3 separate regions of the Homo sapiens genome follow, and all the other regions are linked to region 2. A link is a loop called in an ENCODE intact Hi-C map of the cell type or tissue named here. Cell type or tissue: Caco-2. All regions are shown on one strand. Each heading gives the region's core, and the rest is flanking DNA. Links, peaks and the distances in the headings are about the cores only. Region 1 overlaps STON2 (stonin 2). Region 2 has its middle 14 kb from the start of LINC02308. Region 3 overlaps STON2 (stonin 2).

Evidence for each region. Peaks named below come from ENCODE experiments on the same cell type or tissue, not always from the same donor. Only the 100,000 strongest peaks of a DNase experiment are listed, where the experiment ranks them.
Region 1: a loop joins it to region 2, with 1.9 times the contacts of the local background. A loop is called at or near these places in 5 of 110 quality-filtered maps.
Region 3: it touches region 2 in a loop (5-fold over the local background); 5 of 110 quality-filtered maps call a loop at or near these places.

What each region holds. Positions count from the first base shown.
Region 1 is chr14:81,321,784-81,327,502 of GRCh38, reverse strand. It overlaps STON2 (stonin 2), which reads left to right. Exons shown (of 8, transcript NM_001394390.1): 5 at 3,316-3,486. Among named protein-coding and RNA genes, the nearest start is that of STON2, 76 kb to the left of the region's middle. In Caco-2, for the core only: no CTCF peak of the experiment used is centred there; a DNase peak (open chromatin) is centred at 3,292; H3K4me3 peaks cover 1,164 bases.
Region 2 is chr14:81,433,181-81,438,899 of GRCh38, reverse strand. It overlaps a transcript of STON2 not described here. Among named protein-coding and RNA genes, the nearest start is that of LINC02308, 14 kb to the left of the region's middle. In Caco-2, for the core only: no CTCF peak of the experiment used is centred there; DNase peaks (open chromatin) are centred at 2,359, 2,899 and 3,259; H3K4me3 peaks cover 2,591 bases.
Region 3 is chr14:81,299,283-81,305,001 of GRCh38, reverse strand. All of the region lies in intron 5 of STON2 (stonin 2), which reads left to right. Among named protein-coding and RNA genes, the nearest start is that of GTF2A1-AS1, 81 kb to the right of the region's middle. RefSeq lists a cis regulatory region at 1,509-1,519 and an enhancer at 1,442-1,586. In Caco-2, for the core only: a CTCF peak has its summit at 2,117; a DNase peak (open chromatin) is centred at 1,531; H3K4me3 peaks cover 303 bases.

The DNA of each region.
Region 1 (5,719 bases), core at 218-5,217, 110 kb after region 2:
CTTTTAACTAGCTAGTCTGTCCGAAAATCAAATCTAAATGCGATCAAACTTCTAAATCTAACTATAAATTCCAAAGGGAGAGGAACATGTTAAATCATACCATGATCAAAATGTAGATTGTGGGACATTTTCTGGCAAAGAACCAGGTTCTTCAAGAAGTAAATTGCAAGGAAGAAAAATAAAGATGGAAAAAGAATGTTTAGATAAAACGACAACACCTATGAACCAACTGCAGTATTGACTTGAACAAAGTATAAAAAAAAATTTGATATATTTAGAGGAATTTAACACTGTCTAGAGACTGGATAATATTAAATAATTATAATTCACATTTTATTTTATTTTGAGATGGAGTCTTGCGCTGTTGCTCAGGCTGGAGTGTAGTGGCACAATCTTGGCTGACTGCAGCCTCTGCCTCTCAGGTTCAAGCAATTCTCGTGCCTCAGCCTCCCAAATAGCTGGGATTACAGGCGCGTGCCACCACGCCTGGCTAATTTTTGTATTTTTAGTAGAGACGGGGTTTTGCCATGTTGGCTTCCTTACTTAGGACAATGGGTGGGGAGGAATAAAAAAGAAAGAATTGTCAGGAGTGCAGGAGGATTAGGTCAAACTGTACACCCCAAATCAATCTAAGGTCCCAAGTAATGTCTCAAACTATGAAGACACTTCTGCAACTGTGTTAGCAGGGATAAAACCCATGGAATGATGTTGAAAGCCTCTGGTTTATACAGAAAAACATATTGAGAAAATAGGAAAGTATTGATTCACATTATCCCTAGACAGTTTTTCTAAGAAATGAGTCAGTCAAATCATTCCTCAAATGACCTTTTAATTCTAAGGAGGCAGGCAGGGGAAGCTATTTCTAGTTAAACGAGTAATGCCTGTTCTAACTTGTATATTAATATTGTGTCAAATTTGTGATACAATATGTTTGTATGTACACCGTAGAGTATGTTGGAGTTCCTTGTGTAATGCAGGTTTCAAATGTGGGCACATTTTAAAATTGTTTCATTACTGAGACAGTATAACAAGGTATATACTTTTAGAGAAGATCCACACAATCTTCTGGATATTCTTTCCATCATCAGTAAAAAGGAGGGGTTGTATGAGCCAATCTCGCAAAATCTGAGTCATGGAACATCATTTTACTATTTTACATGATTATTAGATTTACTGTTGTGTCTCTGTTTTTACAAGATTTTATTGATTATGTCTTGAATTTATAGGAAACCAACATGAGGTCTTGGAACAGAACCCGTAATTACAACATTGTTCCTAAGGGAAAATAGGATCCACTTTATAGTGTGGCTTTTAGGAACACAGCGTGGCAAAAATCAGGGTGGCCAATGCCATGTTTGCTTCATTAATAAAACTTCAAGCATTTATTTTGCCGTTCTTGTGTGCTGGGTGCATACTCTGAGGTTGCTCTCTCGATCTGTAAAATGAGGATAATAATAGCAACTGATTGCTGGGGTTGTTTAGGGTAAGGCTTTATTCAATTAATACATTGGGGTGAGAGAGCTGGAAGAGGGAAGAAATTCGTTTCTCTGTCACTTTTTTTTTTTTAACCCGTAGAGTAAAACGTGTAGTATCTATTCAATTGTAATCATGTTTACAGGGGTGTGAGTCCCTCTTCTTTATCCCTTCTCAGTCTGCCCCTCTGTGCATACTGTGGCCCCTATTGCAGACCCTTCTATAAAGTGGTAATCCAGTATTTTAGACCTAACTTTTACTTTTCTTGACTCTAACTTGCCCAAGCAATTCTATATGCTGATATGGAAAATCTCAAATGTATCATTAAGTTTTTTTTAAGTGCCAAATAACACATCACGGGTATCCTTTAATCCAAGTTATGTTGTTTTTAAGAGGGTAGTCATATATGCTTTATATACATAAACATTTCTGAACCAGATACATAAGAAATTGCTAACAGTGGTTACCTCTGGGGAATGGGACAGATTGTTAAGAATAATAGAGAATTTTTTACTTTTTATTTTATGCCCTTATATACTGTTTGAAGTTTTTTATAATGAATTTTTTATAAGTTCAAAAAAAAGAGGAGGAGAAAAAAACAACACATCTCTTTAATACTGTTTCCCAAATTCAGAAGATCCCTTCCCCTCTTTGGGAAGGGAAACGTGGCACACTGTAGGTCCTGAACTTGGAGAGTCACAATGTATATTAGCATACAAAAGGCTATGAGAAGCTACGGTAGAGAAACCTATATAGTACATTTTCCCCCTTTTATTGCACTTACTAGAAACCCACAGAATTACATTTCATGGCATATCAGTTTTGGAAAAGTTATAAAACTTTAAGGAAAGGTATCTAGCCTTAGGTCAGCTGCAGGTGGAGGAAAGGTGAGTGTTGGAGTGGTGAAAGGCATTCCTGGCTGTATGGTGGGAGGATACCAGGTCTTGGGTTCAGGCAAACCTGGGTCCAAATCCGGGGTCTCCCATTCACTAGCTGGCCCAGCATGAGCCAAGTTCCCTAACCTCTGGGTCTCAGTGTGCTCACATGTGAAAGAGGAACAGTTATCCTCCCTCATAAGCACATTTTTAGGGTTAATTGAGGCAAGTACCTGTTCCGTCGCCCTCCGCTCCATCTCCCTCAGCTGTATTACTGCCATGCCTTTGTTTATGAACACCCATGCTTCCTCCAAACCAACAAGTTATTATCCATTTGTGAAAGGCTTCATTTCAGGATTAATCAGAGGTCAGGCTATCAAATAAGTTCTTGAACTTTCAATGTGAATCCATTTCTAAAATCTTGATTTCTAGATGCCTACTTCAAGAATGTGCCCCTTGGACAAGGCAAAGTCCATAGGCACTGGGAGACTGTTGAGAATCCTGTTTCTCTAAAATTCAGCCTAAAAGTGACTCCAGAAACTCATTGTTTAAATCACATCCAGGTTTGCTTGCTCCAGGCTCTTCCAGACCCCTGCCCCAGAGTAACCCTTCACTCTCATTTCCTATGCTAGTGTTAACACTCTAACTCGGAGGAAACAAATTTCAGAGTGAAATGCAAAAGGATGTGTGCTAAAGCACTGCCTTTTGAAGTAACCTTTGCATTAAGCCCTTAGAATCTAATTACCCAAGTGTTATTTGCCTCCCTAAGTACCCATGCCCATGCAGACTGAGCTTAAAGTTCAGGAAGTAATCACAAAAGGAAATCAGAAGGGAGATCTCAGGCTCAGCCTCTGAAGACTCTCCTGTCTGCGCCTGGCCTCTCCCTCCTCCTGGGTGTGTCTGCCCGCCAGAGAAGGCCAGTGAGTAACCTGCACATTTTTTTTTCATCTTGGCCCTTCCCACCCAGACAAGAGGACGGAGTGGCAGACAGGCAGGCAGACGGCAGTGAGTCCTGTTCAAGCATGCTCGGAGCATACCTCCACCCGCACCCACCGCCTGGACCCCTCGCCACCCTCACCCCAGCCCAAGAGGAGCCAGAACCCCGGCGAGGGTCCGGAGGGGGCCTCTGCTCCCAATGGTAAGGGCTGCCCGCAGCAGGAACGCTTCATTCATTTTATTTGCTTTGGTGTTGGCTTTTCTTTTTGATTGTGTTTAGATGGCAGAATTTCTGAGACAATTGAAGGTGTTTTGTTTGGTTAGTTCTCGGTGGTCCCCAGACAAAGAAATGTCTTTTCGCAGGAGGGTTTATTAGAAGTTGTAACCCGATAGCCTGGCCTGGGAAGAAAACTTAACATGCTAATTACCTCTAGTTAGTACAATGTACCCTTTTGGCACTGTAGAAAAACAAAACAAAACAAAAAACTACATTGCTTACCAAATAGGTTTTGAGGAAGAAAAAGTGTGAAGGATTGTGGACATTTTAATAGATAGGCACCTCTGACTAATTGAAATGTAGCTTAAGTGTCAAGATAGCTTTGTAATAGACCAAGGTGATGTTTTGTCTCAAAACAAACAAAAAGAGACCCTTTATTTAAAGGAGTTCAGTGTGGAACGGAAGATGCAAGGTGGGGTTTGAGGAAAAGAGTTACAAGGTAAGTCCAATTAAATATTTGTGAACATGAAGGTATTGAATTAAATCTGTGGTGCTAATGGGAAGAAAAAAGTCTGTGTTCAATGTGGAATTTGTGTGGCATTTAAGGGAGAAAACTGAGATCTTTGTATAGTGTGTTGAGAATTCTTTGAGAGAATGGTCGGGAGGCAAATGGTGGAGGCTGGGAAGCAGGTTTTGTGCAGGGAGCTGGTGCCAAGGCCCTCTCCCTCAGTTGCTGTGGGTGAGAGAGTAATTCAGAGTAATCAAGCACTGCATTGTTAACAGGCTTGTGTGTCTCAAATATTTATTCTAAACACAAGCCGTTGATTGCACTGACATGTGAAGGAATAAAGTTGCTGCCTCTGTTCTTGGCCTAGTCCAAACTTTAATACCTGGGAAGATATTCATAAACATGTAGGAAAGACAAGGCTACATGTAAAGTTAATTTGAGGAATTACATCAGAGTGTGAGGATGCTAAGCTAAGGGGTTTTATAGGAGGGCGGTATGGGAAATGCAATAGAAATTGCCCAAACTGAGGCACTGCCATGACACCTGTGAAGGTTTGACCTATGCCAGATGACTCTGAATATGCAGCACAGGTTTGTTTTAGGCAACTCTGTGCAGGCAACTTAAGGATTCCCTGTACGGAGCAGCCTATGCTTAACATATCCAGGTTTCTAGAGCTGCAGCAAATTGCCCTAAAACACAGTGTACCAAGATGGCACATCTGAACTTTCTGGCATATAGGAAGTCTATGAAGTTGGCTGTGAGTGAGGGTATGAGTTGGGAGGGTCACAGGTAGGGTGAAAATTTCTCTCTTAGGGTGAATGCCCCTCTTCCAAGTTTCAGGAAAGTGCAGTAGTATGTCTTTTGCTGGAGGTAAATCAGCACTACGTCATCATTGTCATGCCCAGTGTTCCTGTGGTGATAATGCCAGTAGTTTGTTTTTTTGCGGCTCTAGTTTCCCCTTGGCTGATTAATCGAAAGCATAGATTGCTTGCAGCCCCATCAGCCAGCTCATTAGAAGACAATCCAAGAATGCCACTTATTTGGAGGCCAAGTGAGCAAGAAGTGGGGGTAGGAACCATGATGATGATTTTGCCTAGAGATTGCTGGTTCAAATTTGTGACTTTTCAGTTATGATTAAAAAACAAATAGAAGCCACTGTAAGTCGCCCATGCAGTTAACGGCACTGATAGCCATCCTGACTCTCATAGGCATTTGTACATTGGATGCTACACGTTACGGTACAAAACCATCACCACTCCAAACGTGCTTCTCTCCCAGAATCAGTGCTCAGGAATAGAATACAGTTTAGAAGAGTGTTGGCAAATTTCCTCCATGTAGTGCCAGCCCCTTGTTAACTTCAGTAGGGATGGCACCAATTCAAGAGGTGGAAGAAGAGACCCAGGGCCAGCAAACACGACAGGTTTTTATTAGGGGGTACTTATGTAGACGGACGGTCCAGTCGCAGCAGGCTGAACAGGAAAACCACAACCACTTACAAAAAGCAAAAACATGCAGTTTATATAGCATTTTCACTCAACACCCACCCCCTAACCTCCACCTGGCAACTTTCATTTGACCAAATCAAAGGGCCTTGATCGCCTGTATGGTCCAGTTTCCATGGGATGGGATGGGGGCTTCAGATGTTCCTCATGGATAAGAAATGGATCTCTGGGTTGGTTGCTCCCAGAATCCTTAGCTCAGAACTCTGAA
Region 2 (5,719 bases), core at 256-5,255:
TTAAGTACCTACTTAATTGGGGATACACTGATTGAGGATACATCGCTAAGTAATGCACAGTGTGCTAGTTAGAAAGATGGCCATTTGAGCAGATCACTAGAATGCTGTTGCTTATTGATGTTATGGGAATATAAGACCGGCAAGAGGTTCACAGCTTAGCCTGGGAGAATGAGTGAAGGCTTCACAGAGGAAAGAATATTTGAGTTTTGAGCACTAAGCAGTAGTCACCAGGGAAGAAATGCGATACAGGGGGCGAACTAAATAAAGCATTTTGCTAGAGACAGAGAACAGACCAAGACATAAGCAGTTCCTGGCCTCAGTAAGATTCCAAGGTAATGGAAGTAGAATTCAGGTTCTTCTTTCACTTGTCACTCTTCCTTCATTTGCCATCCTTTCACTTGTCATCCCTGGGCTGAGTTTAATGTGATGTGATGAGGGTTGAGCAGTTTGACAAACCATCTTGGGTCAGCTTGGTTCTCTGGCTGAAACAGTCCTTCTTCTTTGGAGTGATAGTTTGACCAATCCAAATGGAACTTCTGCTTTGGCAGAAGCCACAGCTATGGAAAGCCAGCAACCTGAATTATGGGCTGATGTCTCCATGTGCTTCCGATGCTTGGAGAGGGATGCCCATGAAAGAACTCTCCTCACACAGTCCACACCACCCCGTGCTCTGTCTGGTGTTCCTCCCAGGTGAGGTTCAACCCATGCGTGTCCACCTATTCAATATAAAGTGAATCAACTGAGGCCCGGCGCGGTGGCTTACGCCTGTAATCCCAGCACTTTGGGAGGCCGGGGCGGGCCGATCACTTGAGGCCAGGAGTTTGAGACAGCCTGGCCAACATGGTGAAACCCCGTCTCTACTAAAAATACAAAAATTAGCCGGGCGTGGTGGCACGTGCCTGTAATCCCAGCTACTCAGGAGGCTGAGGCATGAGAATAGCTTGAACCCGGGAGGCAGAGGTTGCAGAGAGCCAAGATCGTGCCACTGCACTCCAGCCTGGGCGACAGAGCGAGACTCCGGCTAAAAAAAAAAAAAAAAAAAAAAAATTGAAGTGAATCAAGTGTTTGTCCATTGATATAAACTGGAGAAAACAGAGGTAATTTCCTCTTGGGGTCTTGGGCTCCTCAAAGTAAATGACTGTAAGCTCACCCTAAGGTAAGGGTCAACACTGTTCAGAGTGGGTGAAACTGTTAAAGCCTTGAGTCTTTACTTCTCTCCTAAGCCAAATTTCTTGCTCAAGGCGTTCTGTCAACATAGGAGAATAAACAAGGGGGAAATGTCTGTAGAAAAATGTCTACATACTTGCTTTCAAGGTAGTGCCACCAAGCCAAAGGTCCTACAATGTAAGTTGTGTTACTTACTTCTACTCATTTCCTATCTGGGTGTTTAGAGAGGGTGTTTTATGAGTAGCAGAACAAAGGTCTGGTGGCACCCAGATTTATGTTTTGTTTTCATTCCTTAGAAAGATTCAGGGCAGGTGGGAGAAGAGACGGAGGACAGAGCAATTTCAATTCCCTATACGCCCTCGGTTCTAACCAGTGCCTCTCCTCCACAGTGTGGAGTGACTGCTGGTGTGTCTTTCAATGAAAATCTCTCCAGACTAAAAACTGGTGTCACTTGTCCACATGTTCACGGGGCATATGGATGTTCTTATGACAGCCTCTGTATTTCTGAATTAATAAATGTAAAGCGTTTGGAATAGTGCCTAGTAAATAATATGCACCATAAAAACGTTAGGGTCATTATCATTATCCAGCCTCATCTCTCTAGCTAGGTATGAACTTCCCTGTAATTGAAGATCTCACCATTTTTATCTTTTTTCCCCCTAAACACCTAGCACGGTGTTTTTAATAATTTGTTGGCGTGATTAAGACCTTAAACAAGTTGCTCTCCCTTTGAGAGCTCAGGTAGGACCACTGAGAGGTTGTGTGTAGAGTCCGATATGAGTCCACAGAACTATTTGGCGCCCGCTGTTTACAAGCCACTGTCCTGAGCCTACGCCCTTTGTAGAGTCAAAAGTATCAATAAATGAACGTACAGGAGTGAGGCTGGTTGAGCAATGATTCCCGCTCCTAGGAGGTCTCAACTACCAGCCCGCAGGCGGAGCGGGTGGGACTCCCATGCGCTCCCCATTCCACGCCATTTCCATGTCGCTCGAATCGATGCTTTCCGTGTTGCCTCGTGCCTGGACGGCCGGCCCCACTAGGCGCAGAGGGGAAGAATCCCAGCTTCGGGGTCTGGTTGGGGCCCCGGGAGCCGCGGGAAAGCGAGTCTGCGGCGCGGGAAGCTTGGCCAGCAGATCCCGGCGGCGCCCGGCCAGTCCCCCCGCCCCGGCTCCCCGGCTGCCCAATCATGGCGCGGCTCGGGAGCGCGCCGCGGCCAATCAGGAGCGGCGGGAGCGGCGCCGGGAGCCGGCGGGCGCAGAGCGAGCTCGAGTCTGGAGCCGGCGTCGGCGCTGCGGCCGGGAGGGATCGTGGCGAGAGCAGTGCGGCCGGGTGGGTATCCCGCGGCCAGAGAAGCCGGCTTTGCCGCGGCGACCTTTCGGCGGACGCCGGGGACCCTGCGGACCGCGGCGCAGGTAACTGCACCCACGCCCCGCAGCAGGAGGCGAGCGCGCCCCCCAAGAGGGGCCCCGCAGGTGGAGCGGGCGGGGGGCGGGGGCGGGGGCGGGGGCGGGCCGGCCGCGAGGTCCTAGCGCCGCTGTGCCCCCTGGCGCCCCCGAGCCTGCCTGGTCGAGCCACGCGGAGGCGCGGCGTTTCCACCAGCCGCGGGCGTCCCGGGGTGGGGGAGGACGAGGGGACTCTGCTTAAGGCAGGTAGGGGTGGAGGAGGACTCCTGCGACACCTGGCCCCATACACAGACACTTCTGGCCGACGGGTGTCTTCGAGATTGGGACGCCCAGGATGTCTTCATCGGCCCGAGTGGGGAGGCGACAACAGGTGTCCCTGGGGACGGTGCTTCCCCTACACTCCCCTCGCCTGAAACCCCGGGTTGGCGCCGCGCCCCGCCTTCGGGGTGTCGGGAGGCAGGACCCCAGCTTGGCCTCAGGCGCTCTGCCCGCTGGACAGCGCCCAGAGGCGGCCTGGACGTGGGGCTTGGATGGAGTTTTCTCTGCGCGTTGCCAAGCAATTTGCCTGACACCCGCCTCTCGCTGGGATGAAGAGTTGAAGATGAGAGTGCGTGTGTGCGCGCGCGTGTGCGTGTGTGTGCATTCGTGCGTGTGTGTGCGCGTCCGTGTGTTCTGGTGCAACCCCTACTGGAAGGAGCTGCCTGAGGGCTGTGAGTGAATCATTAACTGTGCTTTTGTGCAGCTCCTGGTCTCTGCCTGCCTCCCCGCCTCTCCCGACGCTCCCCGTTTCCCCCTTGAGCAGGTCCTTCTTACTCTCTGTGCCTCCCTCTCCTGATCTGTAAGGTGGCGATAATGATTGCACCGGTCTGATAGCGTTGTTTTGAGGATTATATGAGCCAATGCCTGAAAAACACCCAGCACAGCGCTAAGCACTCAATAAATACCGGCTCTTATTATTTATTATACGGAGTGGATGGGCTTTTAAAGAGTAAATCAGACGTGTCCAAACTGGCCTAGCAACCATTTGCAGCTCTGAACAGCTTTCTACACTTGAAAGGAAAAAAATGCTATTATTAATGAGACCGATGGTATCTTTAAAGGTAGCATGTCCTTTTGGGGGGCGGTAAAAAACCGATCCATTGGAATGGTGAGAGAGATAAATGCATTCCAACTAGTAACTGAGAAAAGCTTTGTGACCTTTGAAAAAATTGGTATGAATATTGTGTGAAAATAATATCATGGTACTTTGTTAAGTGTTCACCTTTCAGTAGCATGGCTGATTTGGGGGAAGTATTTGAAAGTTTTATACTTTTTACTCCTCCCTTAAACGAAAAGGTAAAATTAAAAAGAGAGGGAGGGAGAAAGAGAGAGAGAGAAAAAAAACTCAACCACACAGCAAAAATGCCAGTGGCTCATAGAAACCTAAAATTGCAGTTGCTACTTTTAGGTGTTTTTTTTCCTATGCCTGACCTGGGTGGTCTGGTTTAATTCTTTGTCACTGTGTCACTTTCTTTTCTTGGTTAATCTGAAAAGTCAATAATTGGCCCGTTTTATTTTTCTTTTTAAAACTTAAAATATCGACATGTAGCGGACCTGCTTGGAGTTCTGAACCCCCTGCTCAATTGCCTCCTACTGTGTGACGAATCCAAAAAACCTTCTCAAAGCTTCTCTAGGGTGATGTCAGTGGGAATCTGTCTTACCACACCATACTACCCCCTATCCCCCAACCCATAGGCTAGGAACTGGGGAAAGGATGCAAACAAAATGCCCCAGTTCTTCTAGGGTCTCTTGTGCTTTTGCCAGGAGCCTTAGAATGAATACATTGACTTAGAGGAAATGCTTATCTTCTCAGGGGGTAAGAAGCCCACTTCCAGATGCAATCTTTCAAGTCTCAGATTAGCATGGCAGCCCTTTCAGTTGTTGATAAGAGGACTTTTACTCTCTCCAGTGGCGTGGGAGGATCTGAACGCTTGCTGCTGGGGGTAGTAAGAGAGATGTGTTGGGCGGGGCAAAGACTTCTGAGTTCAGAGCCAGACTCCCACCTCGTGAGATCTCAGACTGTGACTGATTCTGGGAAACTTCAACAAATTGCTTTGTTTTTCTGAGCCAGGCTTCTGCTTTATAAAATGAGTTGTTGAATTTTTAATTTTATTATTATTTTTTCTTAGAAGTTGTTCTAAGGATAGTACTAATGAATGGAGGCGCCGTGGCACAGTTCCAGGGATGTGGTTACAGGTCTGTAGCATCCAGAGAAGATCTTAAAAGTTATACCTGGGAAAGACACAAAAAGCTTGACCGAGGGGTAACACTTGAGCTGAGTGTAGAATGATGAGCAAGTCTCTTGTGCAGGCAGGGGTGAGGTGGGATTGGAAACAAGGTAGAGCAGAGAAGAGAAGACATTCCAGACTGAGAGAAGTGATCAAAAGGACTGTTACAGTCAGTTTAACGGTAAATAACAAGTAACCCCCAAATCTCAGTGATTTATAACAGCCAAGATTTAGTTCCCTCTCATGCTGCATGTCCAGTGTAAGTCAGGCATAGTTCTACCCCTCACTTGTCATCATTCTGGGACCCACTGAGGCTTAAGAAACAGCTTCTCTCTGGGACAATGTGGATCTTATTTATGACAAAGGGAAAAAGGACATGATAGAACAAAACTGTAGCATCTAAAGTCTGCTCAGAAGTAGCAGCCATCACTTCAGCTCTCATGCTGTTGGTCAAGGTAACTCACATGGCAAAGTCTGCTGTCCGTGGTATGGGGAAGTCTAAACCAGCTGCAGACAGCAAGGTATGGCTGAGCAGGAGGAAAAGTGCTGAAGGAAACAAGATCAGGAGGTGGCCCAGTGGCAGATGATGAAGGACCCTGGGTCGGGTGCCAGGGGATTGGGACTTTATCCATTGGCAGGGAGCAGCCACTGAAGAGTTTTGAGTTGGGCTTTGACAGGGTCAGATTTTCCTGCTGAACACACATTTCTAGTGGCCAGGTGGAGAGAAGATTGAAATAGGTGAGCTAAAAAGCAAGAGGCGATGAGGGCCAGGGCAAATACGGTGGCCTGCAGTCTCTCTCTCACCATCTGTTACATGACTTCAAATTCCACTGCTAGAAACTGATTTAGTTGGCGCTTGAGCAGCTTGCCTTCTTCACAAGT
Region 3 (5,719 bases), core at 241-5,240, 130 kb after region 2:
GAATAATTGTTACCCTGGGGGAAGAGGTAGTTAGTGATAGGAAGGGGGTACAAAGGGGTCTTCTGGGGATCTGTCTTTTGAGATAGTGAATTACCTACATGTCTTCACTTTGTAAAAAGCTATTGAACTTTAAACTTATGATTTATGTTATTTTCTGTGTATTTTATACTTTTTAAAAAGTTTGCCAAAAAAACAGAATAACAAGAAAGGCTAAAGTAACAATGCCTGGGTTTGAATCCTGATTCCATCCCTCCCTCCCTTCCTTCCTTTTTTCCTGTGACAGTCTCACTCTGTCACCCAGGCTGGAGTGCAGTGGCGCGATCTTGGCTCACTGCAACCCCCGCCTCCCAGGCTCAAGCAATTCTCATGCCTCAGCCTCCTGAGTAGCTGAGATTCATCACAGGCCTGTTTCATCACACCCAGCTAATTTTTGATATTTTTTGTGGAGACAGGGTTTCACCATGTTGGCCAGGCTGGTCTTGAACTCCTGACCTCAAGCAATCCACCTGCCTCGGCCTCCCAAAGTGCTAGGATTACAAGCATGAGCCACCATGCCCGGCCCTGATTCCATCTCTAACAGCGTGAGCTTGGGCAAGTTACTTAACTTTTTTGTGCTTTAGTTTTGTCATCTGTAAGAGGGAGATAAGAGCAGTACCTACCTCACAGGGTTGTTGAAAGGATCAAAGGAGATAATCCACGTAAAGTGCTTGAAACAGTGTCAGATACACAGTAACCAGAAAATAACTCTTAAGTAGATACACTTTACAGTGGCTCCTCCATAATAGGTGTGTGGGGGAATCTAAAAATGTACAAAACCCTGGTCTCAAGGAGGTTTTAATCATAATTAGAAAGATGAGATACGTAAAAGAACAACTATTTGACTCTACAAGAGAGTATTGGGAAATTCCAAATGAGCGATGCCGATAAGAAAATCAGAGGAATTTGGTGGAAGGAGTGATTACTGTAGTTTAGAGTGTTCTGGGCAAAACTCATGCCGTTGTTAAAAGTCAGGATAGTCATTATTCACGGTCGGGGAAGAGGTTGGTCAGGAGCACAAAGGCAATTGTTTCTTGATCTGGGTGCTGGTTACATGCATGTGCTCAACTGTGAAAATATATGGAGCTACGATATGTGCACTTTTCTGTATATGCGTTCTACTTCAAGGAGGTTAAAAGGGCATTGGTTTCGAAACCTGGTTGATATTTGACCATAGGCATGTTATGTAAGCTCTATGAGTTTCATTTTCCTCACATATAAACTGTAAATATACCTCCCCTTGGGTTGTCATAGGGTTAATGAAGGCAAAATCCAGTCCAGGATGGGACAGTAAAATATTTCATGTACCTGATCTGCTCACTGAGGAAGAGGGTGACAAACGGAAGCAGACCCTTCCTGTGTTAAGATTTGGAGCCTCTCTCTGGGGTTCATTGCTTTGTTGGAAGAATGACCTCATGTCATTATTGATGTTGTGAATGGAACCTGTTTCAGTGTGTCACTGTGGTGGCGCAATGACTCAGCCACTGGGGCAAAGGGCACTTCTGCCTGTCAGGGCCACTGCTTGACACTTGTCCCACACCACCACTGTTGGTTTCCTTTTTCTGTGCTTAGTCATAGCCACACCTGCAAGTGTGCACAATGCTTGATCCAGGTGTGCACTTAGTAAATATTTACTGAGTGCCTGCTGTGTGTCAGGCTCTGATGGAGCATATAATAATGACTAAAAGCAGAGTAAAAGTAAAACAACATAACACATTGAAGGCTTGCCCTTCAAATATTTTGGTCTACTAACAAGGTAGACATGTTTCTTCTGAAAGCTACTTTTCCCCGTCTCTTCCCTTCTTTCTCTCTGCTTATCCTCTGCTCACCCAATACACATTTTCTTATTCTCATTCTCATTTGTATTCATTATCTCTTTTACACACACACACACACACACACACACCCCCCACACATGTACACCCTCACTGAACTCCATTCCATATAATCAGTCTAACAGCCATTTAACAAAAGCAATCAACTCAGCAAATATTTTTCTACTTGTTCCTGCCCCTCCAAACTATAGATGGCAGTGCCTTACATTAATTATAGCAGAAACAATCATTAAGTGTTCATTCTGTGTACGGCACCATGTCAGGTACTTGCCCACATCATCTGTAATTCTCACAACATCCTGCAGGGCATCGTTATCCCATTTGATAGGTGAGGGACCTGAGGCTTACAGATCTTATATAATTTTCCCACTGTCCCCTACAGCCTGTTTGTGGCACAGCACAAGTCCGCTGTCTCTTGACATGCTGTATTCCTTGTGGAGACATTTGCAGTGTCCTCTCTGATGATTAAATGATGTAAACACCCTCTGTATCAGTTTGTCATGCAATCAACTTTATATGCAAAGCTGTGTATTAGCAGAAGTTGCCACTATGGATTCTGACACCATGGTCATTCTCTTACTTTAATGAGTGTAGTTTGACTAGAAATGTCAGTATAGAACCAGTCAGCCTTGCAAACACTTTCTGAGTTGTTGCATAAATGCTTTAACATTCAGAAGCACTAACCTGCTGCACCATCCGAAGGGATACTGAGCCTATTTCGTTATCTATATTAAAATCTTGGATCCAAGTGAGACTTTCCATCACTACAGGAAGAGCCTGTGTGTATTGAGAAAGTTCTGCCATTTTGGGCCTTCTTTATTAGACTGTCTCTCTTAGACTACTTTAACACTTATTGTTAGCCTCTGTTCCAGAAATTTGTAGACAGATAGGGGTATCTGATGCTGATTAAAGTGAGTATTGCTGTAAGCTGGGCACAGAGGGGCAGCTGATATGGTGCATGCTTACAAATGCTGTTCTAAATGGTTTTCCACAGACAGGCACAGTCCAGAGTGGCTACTACTCCCATTAGTCCTGATGTTTTTGTGTCCTCGCCTCCAGCCTTCTAATAAACCACTCTGATTGGGACAGCCAACTGCCCTCAGTGCACAGTGTCATGTTATGCATTGGGGCTTGAGTCATATTCAAGTGAGGAGGGAGGTCAAAGCTAGCAAATCACCATGGGCTTAAGATCTAGGCTTAAGCTGTTTAGCCTCAGAAACTTAATATTATTGTATTGAGAAGCAAGCATTTCTGGAGATTGACAAATCTACAATAGGAGATGTATATTGGGCAATATGACTAATAACAGTTATTTGTTCAAAAACTAAAAGCTACTAAAAATGGAGTTTCCTCTGCATGGGCTCAGTTCTTTACATGTATTTTTTCCAGTTCTCACAACAACCCTTCAAGTTTTTGAGTAATTATTCACATTTCACAAATGTGAATACTGAGCTGGCATCCCAACCAGATGTATTTACTTCCAAATCTTGAGCACGTTCCACTCTGTCTCAATGTCTTCAGACATTCTCTCTGCTAGTATATCACCCAACTGAAATGTCAGCTCCTTTGCCAGTTTGGCTTCAACTATCCCAGGCAGAATTACTGGTCATTTCCTCTTTTGGGTTCACACAGCACTTTTTATATACCCATAAGAACACTTTGTGTTGTATTGTAATTGCTTTTGCTGTATTGTGGTTGTTGGTTTATTTGCCTGTTGCCTCTGCTAGTCTCTGAACTTCTTAAAGGTAGTGACAAAGTCTTATTCCTTCTTTTACATTTAGCTTGTCATAGGACCTGGCAGTGTTGTGTAGTGTGGAAGGACTGAGTTTAAATCTTGTGTCTTTTTTGGCTGACATTATGTTTTTCGGACATGGTTTACTGCCTAGTAACAAATAGAGTATGTTCAATAAATATTGAATGAGAGAATATAATCTTAGATATTATTTTTTCTCTATTAATTATTTCTATTATTAAAGCTGAAGGATAAAAATATCTTCCTTATGGGGTTGGTGTGAGATTAAATGAATGAATCAAACCTGGAGAAATGATGGTGCAATAGTAACTTCTGAGATTCAGAGAATGGTTATGAGATTCGTCATGTTGTTGCATATATAAATGGTCATTTTATTTTTATTGCTATAGTGGTATTCTATGATATGAATATGATACTCTTTGCTTATTCATTCTCCTATTGATAGGCATTTGGGGTGTTTCCAGGTTTTCACTATTATTAATAAAGCTGCTGTGAACATTCTTGAACAAGTCTATTTGTAGACATATTTTTCATTTCTCTTGAGAACAAACATAGGAGTAGAATTGTTGGGTCATAAAGTAGGTGAATGTTTAAATTTATCATTTAAACCATTTTTAACTGCCAAACCATTTTTAAATGTGATTTTACCATTTTATACTCTCACCAATGACGCACGAGAGTCCTAGTTGCTCCACATCTTTGTTCACATTTGATATTATCATGGGAGTATTTAGGATCTCATTATAGCTTAATTTGTACTTGCCTGGTGTCTGATGATGCTGAGCACCTTTTCATGTGCTATCTAGCCATTTATATAGTTTCGTTGTGGCCTACTGAGGTGTTTGTATTTTTATTATTGATTTCTGGGAGTTATGTATTCTTTTATCAGTGGCTTGCCTTTTAACTTTTTTACTGATGTCTTGATAAATTGATGAAGTACAATTTATTTATATTTTTTCTTTTATGGTTAGCGCCTCTTGTGTCCTAAGAAATTTTTGCCTACCCTAAGGTCATGGAGATATTTTTCTATGTTTTCCTCTAGAAGCTTTATAGTTTTGGCTTTCTTGTAGATCTGTGATCCCTTTCAGATTAATTTTTAGACAGAGAGAGAGAAGGAAGGGTAAAGGTCTACTTTTTCTGTATGGATATCTAGTTGCTCCAGGATGTTTTATTGAGAACTTTTTTTCTTGAATTCCATGGCATCTTTGCCCAAACTCAAGTGACTTTACATGCGTGGGTCCACTTCTACACTCTTCATTTTGTTCCATTAACTTATTTATCTTTCCTATGAGATTGTCTTAATTACTGAAACTTTATAGTCAATCTTGAAATTTGGTAGTTTTGAGTCCTACAACATTTTTCTTCTTTGAGATTGTCTTGGTGATTGATAGGCTTTGATAGAAATTGACCAACTATCAAAAAAATTTTTTTAAGCCTGGGAGTTTTTATTGGAATCATATTGATTCTATAGATCAATTTAAAAAAAAAAAAAATTTTTTTTCCATCTTAACAATTTTGAGTTTTCAAATCCATGAACATGAAATCTCTCCATTTATTTAGGCCTTCTTTAACTTCTCTCAACAGTGAAGAGGCCTTACACATCTTTTATTAAGTTTACTTCTATGTAGTTGATATTTTTATGCTATAGTAAACAATATTTTTAGAGGTCTTATTTCCAGTTGACTTGTTACTAGTATTTTAATATATAATTGAGTTTTTAAAGAATGACTTTGTATCCTGAGGACTTGCTGTATTCAGTTTTACAATTATTTTTACTTTTGTTAAGAAGGTTGATAAAGGAAAAACTGAAAACAGCAACAGCCCAAAATGCTCATAAGTTAGCCACAGGGCTCAACCTCTTTCTTTTACTTTTTATTCCTTTTTCTTGCCTTGTTGCAATGCCTAAGGACTCCATTACAACGCTGAATAGGTGAGACTGGGAGGAACACTTTCAATATTTCACCATTGTGATGTTAGCTGAGGGTTTTCTTTTTGTATATGCCCTTTATCAGGTTGAGGAAGTTCCCTTCCATTCTTAGTATGGTGATAATAGTATTACTATTACAGTTAATGTAAGTTAAATTTTACCATACTT